2 separate regions of the Mus musculus genome follow, and region 1 is linked to region 2. A link is a loop called in an ENCODE intact Hi-C map of the cell type or tissue named here. Cell type or tissue: heart. All regions are shown on one strand. Each heading gives the region's core, and the rest is flanking DNA. Links, peaks and the distances in the headings are about the cores only. Region 1 has its middle 14 kb from the start of Msx3. Region 2 overlaps Cfap46 (cilia and flagella associated protein 46).

Evidence for each region. Peaks named below come from ENCODE experiments on the same cell type or tissue, not always from the same donor. Only the 100,000 strongest peaks of a DNase experiment are listed, where the experiment ranks them.
Region 1: a loop joins it to region 2, with 5 times the contacts of the local background. A loop is called at or near these places in 7 of 42 quality-filtered maps.

Annotation. Positions count from the first base shown.
Region 1 is chr7:140,062,002-140,064,909 of GRCm38, reverse strand. No RefSeq gene overlaps it. Among named protein-coding and RNA genes, the nearest start is that of Msx3, 14 kb to the right of the region's middle. In heart, for the core only: CTCF peaks have their summits at 1,612 (motif pointing right) and 2,350 (motif pointing right); no DNase peak of the experiment used is centred there; H3K27me3 peaks cover 2,500 bases.
Region 2 is chr7:139,646,995-139,649,902 of GRCm38, reverse strand. It overlaps Cfap46 (cilia and flagella associated protein 46), which reads left to right. Exons shown (of 59, transcript NM_001302546.1): 23 at 2,796-2,908. Among named protein-coding and RNA genes, the nearest start is that of Cfap46, 35 kb to the left of the region's middle. In heart, for the core only: a CTCF peak has its summit at 1,613 (motif pointing left); a DNase peak (open chromatin) is centred at 1,612; H3K27me3 peaks cover 304 bases.

The DNA of each region.
Region 1 (2,908 bases), core at 99-2,598, 420 kb before region 2:
CCCTGTGTGCACATATGTTAGCGTGTGCCTGTGTTTATGTATGCAGCACAGAGGCAGTCACGCCTCTTTCCTCAAGCCCCACGTATCCTGGTGCAGAGCCTGAGATCAGAGAGTTCCAGAACACCATGGAACTCCTGTACTCTGCAGCAGAACTGTGGCCAGGGCAGGCACTTCCCACATAGTATGGGATCTACCCCTCAATATCCTGGGTGCCCATTATGCTGCCCCTGGCTCTGGCCCTGGTGTGTGTGAAAGGCCAGCTCTCCGGAGGGGCCGACACTCAAGTATTTGGTCTCTCTGGTCCTTGCCAAAGCTATGGTTGCTGGAAAGGGAGGCAGGTCTGAGGATCAGGACGAGCCCAATGGAGTCCCATATGCCCTAGAAGTCTGTGAAGTTGTTAGACACCTCATAGCTCCTTGGAGGTCCCTCTAGGTAGGTATTTGGACTGAGAATTTGCTTTGGACATCTCAGAGACCAGGGGCTAGAGTCCCTGGAAAGTCTCAACCTGACTTATGGGGAGCACCAGTGCCCACCATCATCAGTCTCGGCCAGGAACCCCAGCCCTTAAGTTACAGGAGCTCAGTTTATTACCCACAAGAACAGGCCAGGCCAAAGCTGTCGCCTAATGCATAGTCCTCCTCTCCTTTTGCTCCTCACACCTTGTCTGATGCTGTCCTCTTAAGGGAGAGCCTCCCTATGTAGTCTTAGCCCCAAGTTGCTGATGCCATTGAGGCCCCTCACCTGCTCCCAGCAGGATCACAACACAAGTTGCAGCCTGATGTGTACTGAGAATATCTGCCCAGTGTGGCACTTCAGATTTGGCTGATCATTGGGTTAGGGGTCCACTCCAGTGGTAAAGGGCTTGCCTGGTGTCAATGCCATAAAACAGCATTCGCCTGTCTTTGGAGATCACCCATCAGCTGTTCTTGAAGAGGTGTGAAAAATGGAGGTCCAGGGGAGAGGCCTTTGTGTCTACCACTTACATCCAAGTTCCTTCCTTGAAGGGGGCTGGAGAGCAAGCTCAGTGGTTAAGAACTCTGCCTGCTGATCTTCCTGAGGAACAGAGTTCAATTCCCAGGACTCAGCTGGCAGTTCACCACCACCCGTGGCTCCAGTCTCGGGGGATCTCATGCTCCCATCTGGTATTAGGCATGCACATGTTGCATAGACATAGATGGAGACAAAACACCATACACATAAAATAAAGAGGTTAAAAAGATTAAGTCCTGCCTTGGTGGAGGTTGGGGGTCAGCGTCAAGTGCATCTGTAATGACTCTAGCAGGAGCTAGAGGAACATTCAACCCTCCTTCTTCCCACAGCTCCCCTGCAGAGGTGCCTACCAGAAAGTTAAGCTTTGCGTGAATAGTATATTGTCTGCACCCTCAAAAACACATAATTCAAACTTGGGTTGAGCCTCTTGTATGAGGCTACAGGTTTAATTATAAGCACACAGACACGGACACACACACACACACACACACACACACACACACACACACACACACACACACACATACACAGGCAAAACAAATGTATTCAGACACATCCCACCGACAGCACAGGCAGAAGCACTCTGCTGAAGAAGTGCAATTTAGTTTACTTCCAGGAGGTGGCGCTGCGGCCAGACTTTCAGTAAGTAAGACCTCATTCAACTGAGGTCTCAATTGCGGGACTGGAACTTGAGAAGTGAGGGATCATGGGTAGTGAGTGACAACACTGAAAAGGACACAGGCTTGCTTCTGTGTGAGAAAACCTGACCTGTCTCACCCAGTGGGAGTACTCAGCTAAGAACAAACTCAGGCCTACCCAAACGCCGTCTTTTTTCCCCCAAAGGATGAAAAAGGATAGCTGTGGCCATCTCTGTGCAGACCCTCAATGCATAGGGGCTGCAACAGACAAGGCAAGAGCCTATGGCAGAGTCTAGGAGTCATCTCATGACAGGAACACAGGCTTATACAGAATAGAGAGGTTGGTGTTCACCATTCTGGTCTCACGTGTATCTTTATCCAAAGGCTAGTCTTGGACACTCAGACGTCAACGAAAGGCAGAGCCAGAGCAAAGGCTGTGCTTGGGAGGCCCTTACCAACCCCGACTCCTATTAGCAGATTACCCTGCTCTCCTCAGAGAATGTGGCACACCCACTTGAAGGTACAAGTTGAGTGGGGCCCACTCCTCCCACCTCGGTGAGATGTTGTTTACATATTATTGAGACCTTTACAATAGCTTGCTATTATAAGGAATGTTTGTGTGAGTACATCAAGCATATTCGAAAGGCGAATCTCATGTGCCATCCTAATTACTGAGCATCACAGCCCTCCGGCTGCGCTCCCAGCGCCTACCCACTGTCGCCTGGAGGTGGAGCTGGAGAGGTTTCTAGAGGAACTGGTCCTCATGGGCCCAGGGACAAGTCCAAAGGTAAGGACTTGGGGGTGTCCTGAGAAAGAAGCTGGGATAACAAGGAAACTGCCAAGTATAGCGCACTCCTGAACAGGGAGAAGAGTTGGCAGGACTGGCTGCCTACACGGGACAGACATCCCATGCCTGCGTGGTCCCCGCCCAGCCCTAGGTACATAGGCATCCGGACACTGGGGACACTGGTAATGATTAGTGTTGTGCCTTTCTGGCCCTCTCTGTCCATTGTTTTCCTAAAAGCCTGAGCAGTCAGCAAGTCGTCCAGGCTAGCATGCACTGAGTCTGTACTGTCCACAGCAACTTTGACAAATGCTTGTTAAACACTGTCTGCCTGCCACACTCTGTTCCACACATAGGACCTCCTGGGGTTTATGTACTGTGCATAAGTTTTTGCCCTCTTGGAAGGCACTCAGGTGGAGCAGAGGATAAAAGGAAGTGGGGTATCCTCTAACCCAACTGCCCCAGGACCAGCTGGAAAAGAGTCTCTGACCCCAAG
Region 2 (2,908 bases), core at 192-2,691:
CAGAGGGAAGGCCTGGGGGCAGGCTGTGAGAAGGCAGCTAAAGTGTGCAGCTGGGATGGCTCGCTACACAGTCTGCTCTTCAGAACAGGAAGCAGGGAGCGGGAAGTATGGCCAGGCTGCAAAACCTCACAGCCTGTCCTCAATGGCTGGATCCCATGAGCAAGGTGACACCTCTTAAAGGCCCTACAACCTCCCAAAACAGTGCCACCTGCTCCTAACCAGTGTTCAAACACATGAGCCTGGATGGGGGAGGGGAACATTAACTAGTCAGCCTTCACCACCAGTGAAGCACCAGAACGTGTCCATCTTCCCTCGTAGTTTCAGCAATGTCCTTTTCCTTTTTTCCTGAACATGGGGCTATTGTAAAAAGCAGTGTTGGGACAATTGGCCACACAGTCAAGGCTGCCTTCCTTGGGCTCTTCTTTTTGGCTTCTTTCCTGAGTCCAGTTACCCTGAAAGACAGAGTCATGACCCAGGGCTATAAAGGTGCTTCCTCTGCCCAGTGGCCAGATTTAGTCCCCAAATCCACCGAGTTCTTCCCCTTGCCCATGCCCCCAGTCTTGAGCTATGTCTACCAGCCTTGCTTTCTGAGCCCTTTTGATGCGCTCCTGGGGTGGTGGTAATGCCAGCCTGTGTTGGCAGGATTTAAGGGGCATGTGGCATCTGCCTCCTGATTGGTCAGACTCCTAGGAGGACAAGGCCAAGCCTGTGTCCTGTGCACAGCGGCAGCTCCGAGGCTATGTTCAGACCACTGCTGAGAGTCAGCAGAAGCCCATGGCCTGCAGTGTGGACGTGACATTTGTGCTGAAGAGCACCTGATCATGTGGCCCAGGGGCCTTTAGAACTGGTTAGTAGGAGGAATGTGGAAGAGTTTGTAAATTAGGACTGAAAAGTCCTAGAAAAACTTAATGGACCATTCTGGCAGGGTGCGGGAGACTAGAATGCTGAGAAGAGTCAGCTAGGAGACTAGGCTACACTCCTCTTATATTCCAGCAGGGAATCTGGCTCAAACGTGAACCAAAAGCCCCACCTTCTTTCAATTGTTCTTATGGGGAATTTGGCCGCAGGCATGAGAAGAGAAATGATTACAACAACTTTTGGTGTCCTGGCCTTAGAGGGCACAACCTTTACCACTGAGCCATCTACCCACACAAATTTCGCTCTTCCTTTGATTTTATAGTGAGTTGGAAGAGGGAGGCCAGAGTAGCTGAAGTCTACTTACCATAGCTCTGCAGGGAAGATGGACAAGGGGGGGTGCATGTGGTGACTGCAGACATAGACGTCACACCCAATAGGGTCATACCAGAGCTGGGGAAATGGCCATGTTCAACCCTGTGCAAGATCCACTTCTATCACTCAAAATATCCTTAGGACAAAAAGAATTGAGCACCCCCGCAGAAAGGGTTGTTGTACGCTGTTTGTGCTACTGCAAACAGCCACCACCTGCTTGGGCACAGGAGGGGAGCCGGGCGTAGCACCAGGCCAGGCTAGCACACTCTTCCATCAGTGATACTAAATCAAATCTAATTTTTAAAGGTAATCCCTGTAAAAATAAAGCAAAGATGCCCATGCATACAAACAGCAACAAGAAACCTGGAGGGGGCAGTGCTGAGTTCCTCGACAAGGCTTCTGAAAGTCTTTTATAGACCGTTGTTGCCCCCTGCTGGTGACTGTTGTTGTTGCACCCTGCTGGCTGCAGCGCACCTCTTTTTTTTTTTTTTTTTTTTTTTTTTAAGTTGTATGGCCCTGTATGGAAAGATCAAAATTTCCGATTGTTACTCCCCAGGCTAGGCTCTCAGCCTTCTTTACACCAACCTATCACCTAAAAAAGGGATTCTAATTACCCCATAACCTCAGTTTATCTTCAGACCACCAATTCCCACTATGCAGCAGGTCCTTACAGTCTAAGATCAGATGCCCTTCCTCTACTGGCATATACTGGCATATGGGGATGGTTGCTCCAGCAAGCAGGTGCCTGTCTTCCAGAGCCCCTGGACCCAAAAGAAGTGTCCTCAGAACAAGTTTATTACTCACAGAATAAAATCCGTGAGGCTGAGCTAAACAGCGGGAACATGCCCTCCTCCCGCCCCACTCTCACCCCACCCTCACCCCCATGCTGCATGTACCCAGACCACAGCTCCCCTGGATTTGAGAAACAAGAGACTGTGTGAGGAGCTGCGGTGCTGCTCTGGGATGGTCCTGCAGGCCTGTGTGCACCTCTCAGTACAGAGTACAGACCACCTGGGACAAGACGTTGTTTTGAGCCCAGGAAACAGCCTGGCTGAGCCTAACGGATGGTTCTGCTGGCCCACTGATGCATGGAAACCCACCAGAAACTAGCAGCTAAAAGCCAGTTAAGTAGTCTGTCTCATGGTTCCGTGGGTTCGCTGGAGTCTGCCAGTTAGTTCTGATTTGGGGGTCTCTCATCAGGGTAATTGAGAATCCATCAGCCAGGCACCCACAGAGCTGATTCCCACATCCCCAGAAGGTCTCTGTGCATGGCTCTCTCCAGAAGCCGCAATGAGACTCGCTATGTAGTATCTCTGGGAATGGAAGACCATCTCCTCAATGAGTGTCCCAAACACCCAGGCCAGACGTAGGCATCTCAGTTCACTGGTAAGGATGGCCTCAGAAGGCCAGAAGGAGAACCACTCGCCCTAAAGCACAGAATAAGGTAGAAGTGCGCCTCCGTCTTTGGATGCCTTTGCAGGGCAGTGGGTGGAAGGATAGCGTTTGCAGTGAGTGGAGAGCATCACTTCCCACCTCTCCCCTCACTTGCTCTGTGTCCTCCCCAGGAGCAACGCCAAGCTCGCAGCAGAAATGCTGTGTATGGTGTCCTGCATCCAGGGCCGTAGCATCATGGAAAACTTGAAAGGCAGGAAGCAGCTACGGCTAGCAGCAGCCAAGG